Regions from separate parts of the Homo sapiens genome. Here region 1 is linked to region 2. Evidence: chromatin loops called from intact Hi-C (ENCODE). Cell type or tissue: pancreas. All regions are shown on one strand.

What was found. A loop is a pair of places that touch in the nucleus more often than their neighbours do. Peaks named below come from ENCODE experiments on the same cell type or tissue, not always from the same donor. Only the 100,000 strongest peaks of a DNase experiment are listed, where the experiment ranks them.
Region 1: a loop joins it to region 2, with 3 times the contacts of the local background. A loop is called at or near these places in 1 of 110 quality-filtered maps.

Annotation. Positions count from the first base shown.
Region 1 is chr13:114,049,057-114,053,056 of GRCh38, reverse strand. RASA3 (RAS p21 protein activator 3) reads left to right here. Exons shown (of 24, transcript NM_007368.4): 3 at 902-1,005. Among named protein-coding and RNA genes, the nearest start is that of RASA3-IT1, 59 kb to the left of the region's middle. In pancreas, no CTCF peak of the experiment used is centred here; a DNase peak (open chromatin) is centred at 1,726.
Region 2 is chr13:114,200,970-114,204,969 of GRCh38, reverse strand. The region is part of intron 3 of CFAP97D2 (CFAP97 domain containing 2); the gene reads right to left. Among named protein-coding and RNA genes, the nearest start is that of CFAP97D2, 24 kb to the right of the region's middle. In pancreas, no CTCF peak of the experiment used is centred here; no DNase peak of the experiment used is centred here.

The sequences.
Region 1 (4,000 bases), 150 kb after region 2:
GTCTCTTCCCCAGGAGCCAGGACTCTAAGCACAGTCAGCAGCGGGGGTCTCTCCCCCAGGAGCGAGGACTCTACGCACAGTCAGCAGTGGCGATTTCTCCCCCAGGAGCGAGGACTCTAAGTACAGTCAGCAGCGGGGGTCTCTCCCCCAGGAGCCAGGACTCTAAGCACAGTCAGCAGCGGGGGTCTCTCCCCCAGGAGCGAGGACTCTACGCACAGTCAGCAGTGGGGATTTCTCCCCCAGGAGCGAGGACTCTAAGTACAGTCAGCAGCGGGGGTCTCTCCCCCAGGAGCCAGGACTCTAAGCACAGTCAGCAGCGGGGATCTCTCCCCCAGGAGCGAGGACTCTAAGCACAGTCAGCAGCGGGGGCCTCTCCCCCAGGAGCGAGGACTCTAAGTACAGTCAGCAGCGGGGGTCTCTCCCCGAGGAGTGAGGGCGGCTGGGCAGTCAGGACTTTGTACTGGATCTCTGGATAAAAGGAGCGGTCCAAGGCACTGGAGTGCTGTGTTTTATGTTTAATGCATAAAGGGAGCCACTGCCTGCCCCAAACCAGGTACCTTCGAAACATCACGATGGCCCTGAGGCTGCACCTAGACCTGAGCACGTAGCATGGAAGTCATTCTGGCAGTGGCCGTGGTCTCTGTGGAGGTCTCAGCTTCCGGGCCGCCAGGCAGCCCAGTACAGAAGTTCATCTGTGCAGTGCAAAGGCTCGAGGTGGAGGCCGGGGAGCAGCTACGAGGCCCTTCACCCCACAGGGAGCTGCAGGTTCATGTCTCATGCGTGCCACACAGTGCAGGGCATTCTTATGGCATGTTTAAAACTAAGACCACACGTGTGTGCCCCGGGGGTGAGGCGCAAGCGTGGCCTGTGTTCTAACTGGCGCTTTTCTTTGTCTCACTAGCCCGTTTTACGGAGAAGACTTTTACTGTGAAATTCCTCGGAGCTTTCGTCACCTGTCCTTCTACATTTTCGATAGAGACGTTTTCCGGAGGGATTCCATCATAGGTAGGTGATGAATGAGCATTTACTTCCCCTTTTCTGCCTGTTCTGTACCAGGCGAGTATTAGCATTTCAGTCCAGAGCCTGGCTGGATGGTGCTGAGGGGTCGCTGCAGGGCTTGAGGTCACAGCAGCCCTGGGTGTTCCTCCTGATCTGCTCTTGGGATCTGGCCTGGCATCTGTGGTCCCTGCTAGAGCATCACACCAGGCTCAGGTCAGTGAGCACTGCCAGTCGAGGCTTCCATGGCCCCTCAAGGCAAGAGCACAGCATCTCTGGCCCTCTTCAGACAACTTCCCAGGGCTGTTCCCCGGGGCATCTGTGGGGGGACCTTTGCATGGATGTGGGGCCTCCCTCCTCACCACGTCTTGGCTGTCCCTGTCCCAACTTTAGTCCCCACAGTGTGGGCACAGGAAGGGCGGGTGGGGGTGGGGGCATGTTGCCTCAGTTTCCCCCTGGTTTTTGGGGCAATACTGTTACTTCCAGGAGATGGTGTGTTTGGAGCAGGGGTGGGGCTGCTCTTGGAGAAAGCTCATGGGCAGCCCTGCCTGGTATCACAGGAAGGCGGCATCCTGTAAGTTGTGGGGCCTCTGGGCAGAGTGGACTTCAGGTTACTCGGGGAGCTCCTTGTTCCTAAATGCAGCCAGAGGACCCCGTCAGGAGCAGACCTCACGCAGCAGGCGTGGGAGGCTGAGGGATCAGGCTAATTCCCGCCGTGACGCTGGGAGAGCCAGGAAGGGAGGAGGGGTCCTGTGGCGCCTGAGCTCACGCCCAGGACGGGCGGCCGGGGAGCCAGTGTGTACTGGCTGCCACAGCCTGAACCCAGACCCCAGGTGGTGCAGGCTCCTCGTCTTCATGGCTGCCGGGATGCTGAGTGGGACAGGGCGAGAGGAGGAGTCCCCCAGGGGGACCCCCAGCTTGGCCCCAGGCAGCCTGAGGGCCCGGGGGTGCAGGAGGCCAGCGAGGCCACGAGGGTGCTGTGCGTGGGCGGGGTCCCGGTCCATCTGACGCTCGCTGCTCACACTGGCTCCTCACACCGTGTCACGGCCGCTCCACCCCACGCCGGCTGCCCCCTTTCCCCAGCGCTCACCTGTGTCCCTCAGCTGTGGGCTTTCTTCATCGTCCCTGTTCCTCTGTTTGTGAGCCATGGACCAGGATCTGTGATCTGATCCATTCCCAGTGCTTGGCACACAGAAGTGAGAGGCACGGCCAAAGGTCCACCTCAGAGCTTGAGTGTCCTAAAACCCAGCCTGTCCCCACTGGGCGGCCGGCAGCTAGTGTGTGTCAGCACGACGTTGAGAGAGAGAGGGGGCATGAGAGAAACGGGCTAGTAGGTAACGCGTAGGCTGTCTGCACTCTGCCATGTCCCGGGCCTCCACAGCAAGTCCCCTGACAGAGATGAGATGCCTATCCTGACCAGTCTTGCTCTCTGCCTGGCATTGAGAGGGGCTTGGCTGGGTGAGAGGCCCTCGGGGCCGGGCAGGGCCTCACCTGGCATTGATAAGGCCAGTGCCCCCTCACCATTGCAGGGGTCGGGACCCGGACATTTTTGGGACTGTTGTTCACTGTACCCAAGTGATTATTCTTAGAAACTGCTGTGTTTTTCATAGAAGTCTCCAGAGTTTGTTTAGAAAATACATGGAATGGGTCACATGGATCTCAGATAATTGACATTTGACTTCATTTTGAGCGGGAACACTGTGCTGGGTGCTTCCGCAGCGGACACCCTGGCCCTGAAATGCGGCTGCAGAAGGTGTCTGAGTGCAGCGGGCACCTGACCCCCCTTCAGGGTCTTGCTGTGCTGGGCTTCATGGAGCCTTGTCGGTGAGATGGTCTTGAGGGTCCAGCGTGACCCCTGCACCCCCTTGCTCAGTGTCTGCCTGGGAGGCCCTCAGGTTCAGGCCCATAGCTTTATGTCGCGTTCAAGCTGGGTGCTGCGGAAGGGTTCCCTCTTCCTCTCTCCCTCTGACCAGGGCATCGGCTCCAGGGCTAGTGGCTGGCAGTTCTCCCTCCTGCCTCCGGGCTCAGCCGCTGTGCACCCCACTCCTGAGGCACCTCCTTCTCCATCCCCATGTCCTGCCATGCCCACCTCTGGGACTGGGGCCTGCTGCAGGAGATGGCCTCCGACCCCGCGGCATGGGTGGGCTGCCCTCCGTGACCTGCCTCCCCTGCCCCACTCGTTGGTTGTGGTTCTCTTGCCTGTTGTGCTGTGTCCACTGGACAGAGCTTCCTGGAGCCCATGGTCCTGCAGGGCAGGCCTGTGTCTCGCTCCTGTGTTCTCAGCCCCTGCCAGGGGCCTCCAAGGGTGTTCTCAGAAGAAAGGGAGGCATGGAATCCAGATTATTCAGCGGAGGCTAATGGTGTATCTGGCGGGGCTCAGCCTGTGCCGGGCGCCACGCGCGAATTGAGGTGTGACCGTGTGTCAGGCCTCGTCACCAGCTCCGTTTATACTCGAGAATCCACAGGGACTTGATTCGTTCTCGAAGGTGTATGAGACATTTTTTGAGCGACAACCCTAAGGAAAAAGAAATTTAAAAAATTTTTGCACATTTTAGTAAGAGAAGCTGATCAAGTTAGTTCTGGAGTTATATGCTCTGAAAATAACCAAATAAGATGTTTATTAATCATTCTGTTGACGTCGTCTGCTAGTAGTTCTTGGTGGCTTTACGATTATGGTGACTGGACTTAGATGTTTCACTGTGGCTTTCGCAGCTATGAAAATGGGTGGCTGTCTGGATCTCCGGTAACGATTTATCTTTATGATGGTAATTATGTTGTTACCGGGCATGAAACACCAGGTTCTGGGGAATGCGTTTCTGGGTGGAAGTGCGCGGTGGCCACTGGCTTCCTGGCTGCGTGGTTCTCCTGGTTCTCGTTTCTAGCAGCCGCCCACGCCCTGAGGAAACCCCACCTGCCAGCAAGTTTCCCTTGGGGCAGCCACAGCTGTGCTCAGTTGCAAGTTCAGGTCCAGGAGTGAGAGGTGCACTGGCAGGTGCCAGAAGGA
Region 2 (4,000 bases):
CTGTGAGAGGTCTTCATGTATTCTAGATGCAAGTCCCTAATCGTATCTGATTTGCAAATATTTTCTCCCATTCTGTGGGTTTTTTTTACTTTCTTGATAGTGTCCTTTGATGCACAAAAGTTGTTAATTTTCATTAAGTCCAGTTTATGTATCTTCTTGTTTGTCATTCCTGCTTTTGGTGCCATATCTTAGACTCCATTGCCAAATCTGAAGTCACGATGATTTCCCACTGTTTTCTTCTAAGAGTTTTATGGTTTTAGTTCTTACATTTAGGCCTTTGATCCGTTTTTGATTAATTCTTCTATATGGTGTGAGGTGAGAGTCCAACTTCATTCTTTTGCATGTGGCGATAGAGTTGTCTCAGCATTTGTGGAAAGACTATTCTTTCCTCACTGAATGGTCTTGGCCCCTTTGTTGAAAATACATTGATTATAGACACATGGACTCCCATTGATTTATATGTCTATCTTAATGCCAGTGTAATACTATCTTGATTACTATAGCTTTCTTAGTAAGTTTGAAATAGGTGTGGAGTCCTAATTAGGAAAGAGGAGTCAAGCTGGTGGGACCAAGGGAAAGCAAAGAGATAAAGCAGGTAAGCGACAAGTCTGCCTTTCTTCATGGTCCAGAACACGCAGCCCTCCTGCGCAAACAGCTCACAATTTTCCTGTGCCGAGCTATTACCAGACACCTGCAAGTTAGCTCACTGTAGCTTTGGTGTTATTGGTACTGCACAAAGCCCTCTTCAGCATAAATGCCACCCTATAAAATCCCCAGCAAGCCTTGGTCTCCTCATAGTCAGCCTCTCTCCTGTGGGCTGCCCGCTGCCTCCTCGAAATGTATTTTCCTACTTTCTCTCATAAATCTGCCTTTCTTTACCTACAACTGTCTTGGTAAATTCATTACCCCCATGCCACTGGCTGAGATAGCCATTGCTCCCCAGCAACAATAAGGACACATGAGTCCTACTACTTTGATCTTCTTTTTCAGGATTGTTTTGACTAAAACAATCCATCAAATTTTAGAACCAGTGGGTCAATTTCTACAGAGAAGTTGGCTGGAGTTCTAATTGGGATTGTATTGAATTTGTAGATTGGGTTTGAGACAGCCAAATGCCCAGAATCTCTGCCCCATCTGACAAGTGTTTACACCAGATGCTTTTGTGCAGATGAGGGAACCTGCCCAGGGCCTTGTCTGCACATGCCCACATGCGCACTGGGGAAACGGGTGAAGCCACGGGCAGGGGAGGAGCCTGGCCTCTTCAGTTCCTGTGTGGTGGCCTGGGATTCCATTTGTGAGGTGGGAGCCTGTTAGCAGGACTCCATCTCACTTTGCTGAGTTTTCTTTTTCTTTTCTTTTTTTCCCTTGTCACCCAAGAAAATCCTGCTCTACTCACCCTTCAATGTGTTCGTGTGCCTAGATTTTCCTGGTCATGTGACAAGTACCCAGTTTCAGCTGAACTAAGGAGCAAAATTCTGCAATAGTTTGTATATTGCCATCTTAATATAGCAAGACTTCTGAATCCATACACGTGGGATATTTTTCCATTTATTTAGATCTTCAATTTTTGTGGATGACGGTTTGTAGTTTTTGGAGTATAAATTTTGTACTTCCTTTGTTTATTCCTAAGTACCTATTCTTTTGATACTTTTGAGTATGGAATTGTTTTCTTAGTTTCCTCTTCAGATTGCTCATTGCAAGTATATAAAAACACAATTGATTTTTGTGTATTGATCTTGTATTCTGCAACCTTGTTGAACTTGTGGATTAGTTCTACAGCTTTTTAGTGCATTCCTTAAGATTTTCTATATGCAAGATCATATCATCTGTGAATAGAAATAGTTTGCTTCTTCCTTCCCAATTTCGATGTCTTTTATTTTCATGTCCAGTGAGGCTTGCACTTTTCTAAATTCTGTTGCAAATTAAACCATCCCTTTGGGAAGAGAATGGGAGCTGTTACGAGGGTCTGCTTCTTCCTCTGGGCAAAATCTCAGAGCCCTGGAGCTCGGAGTGGGAACAATGGCGATCTTCTCTCTGAGTGACACCCCAGGCTCTGTGCTCCACTGTGTGTGTGTGTTGGAGGGACACACAGGTCTTCTCGGCGTGACTCTCCCAGCATGGAACCAATGCCTATGAACCAGACCAAGGGGATCTTGGCTCCTGTAGTCTTAGGATCACCATTCCCAAGGCTGCAGGCTAAGCATCCACTCCACAAACAGGAAATGGGCAGAACAAGAGCATCTCCAGCGTGGGGCCACACTCACCTGGGATTTAGTCTCAGCAACAGGCAACTGCAGACAAGATGAGAAAAGTAAGGCCCTGCCCCTTCCAGGAAGAAGGCCCTTCGACTAGGAGCTGTGGGGAGCAGAGCCCATGCACTTGGCTGCAGCTTCTGGTGTGCATCTGCATTGCTGAGCTGGAAGCAGTGGGGAGACAGCAGGTTTTAGCTCATATACCAGGGACATTTGCTGTTCTTGTCAAATTACAGTAGCTTTTCTTGAATATATGTTTCTTCTTAGGACCATACAGCAGAGACTCTAAATGACTGTGTTTTAACCATTTTCAAAAGTTTTGCTGGGGAGTGGGTTGAGAGAGCTCCTCATGCGGTCATTCTGGGGGTCTCTCATGTGGATCCCACTTGAAATCCATTTGTCATTGAGTTTTCAGTCTTGGGCAGAGGTATTCATCTCTGAATTTCTTTTTACATAAACTCTGATTGCAGCCTTATTTGTAATAGCCCAAAACTGGAAACCACCCAAATGCTCATCAACAGGTGAATGGATAAACACATTGTGATAGATCCGTACGATGGAACACTACTCAACGTTATGCTAACTGAAAGGCAGACAAAACGCAGATACTTGATGAACCTATACACATAAAATCCAGAAAGTGCAAAGGCACCCATAGGGAACCTTCGATGGGCAGAGGGTGGTGGGTAGGGGGACCGAAAGGCTCAGGGAAACCTGGGGAGTGATGAATATGTTTACTGTCTTGACTGGGGTGCTGGTGTCATGGGTGTATCATATGACAAACCTATCACATACACTTTGAATATGTGTTTACTGTATGCCAATCACATCTGAATAAAGACATGAAAAATGAAATCAGGAGTGAAAGTCCAATTGTTGGCTCTATAGTTTCTCTCATGTTGATTTGTGCTACTGGCTGACCAGCTAGCTAGATATGTTTATTCCATCAACCAACTGGTCTGCAGTGCTCCAGAAGCAGCTGAGACTCCCCTGAAAACGAACTGTTTCTCTCCAGCATTGTGCATTAACTCGGCAAGTGTCCTTTGTTAAAGAATGGAGTCAACTGAGACATGAAATAGCCAGTTATCAAGCCCCAAACTGATGCATTCTTGAGAAAAATGGTTGACTTTCCCATGGCTTCCCTTGAAGCCCTGGAAGCCCACAGTAAATCATCTCTGAGGCAGGTTTGCTCCAGTTGGGCCTTTGAACAAAGCCAGCACACAGGACCATGCAGGGCCCGCCTGAGCTTGGAGCAGCACCTTCCCAGTGGTGCACCCTGCTGGGCCTGCAATCTTCCTGTATCACACACCTCGAGGTACCTGAGGATCAATTATATTTTAATTTATTATGAAATCTGAAACTACTATAAGCTTCTTGGGGATAGGTACAGGCCAAAAGTCTTAAAAGGTTCAAGCACTTCCGGAACAAAAACCCCTTCATTAGAATTAACTATCACAATCACCATCAAAATCTTGCACTTACAGGGAAAGGGCCATGGTGTAACTATGAGGTTACTCTAGGATGTGTAAGATGCAGGGGGCAGAGGTTATTGACCTTAGACAAGAGAGGCTTTTAGGATTCACAGTCAAGCATTTATAAGGTGATTTTAAGGAGTATGAAAGCCTGCTGATATTCATTTTCACAGAGGGCAGAACTCCACTTCTGGGTGAAAAGTGAGGTTATGAAAGAGCAGTACCAGTATCCCAGGCTGGGACCCACACAGGATGCAGGGGTACATGATTTTCGGT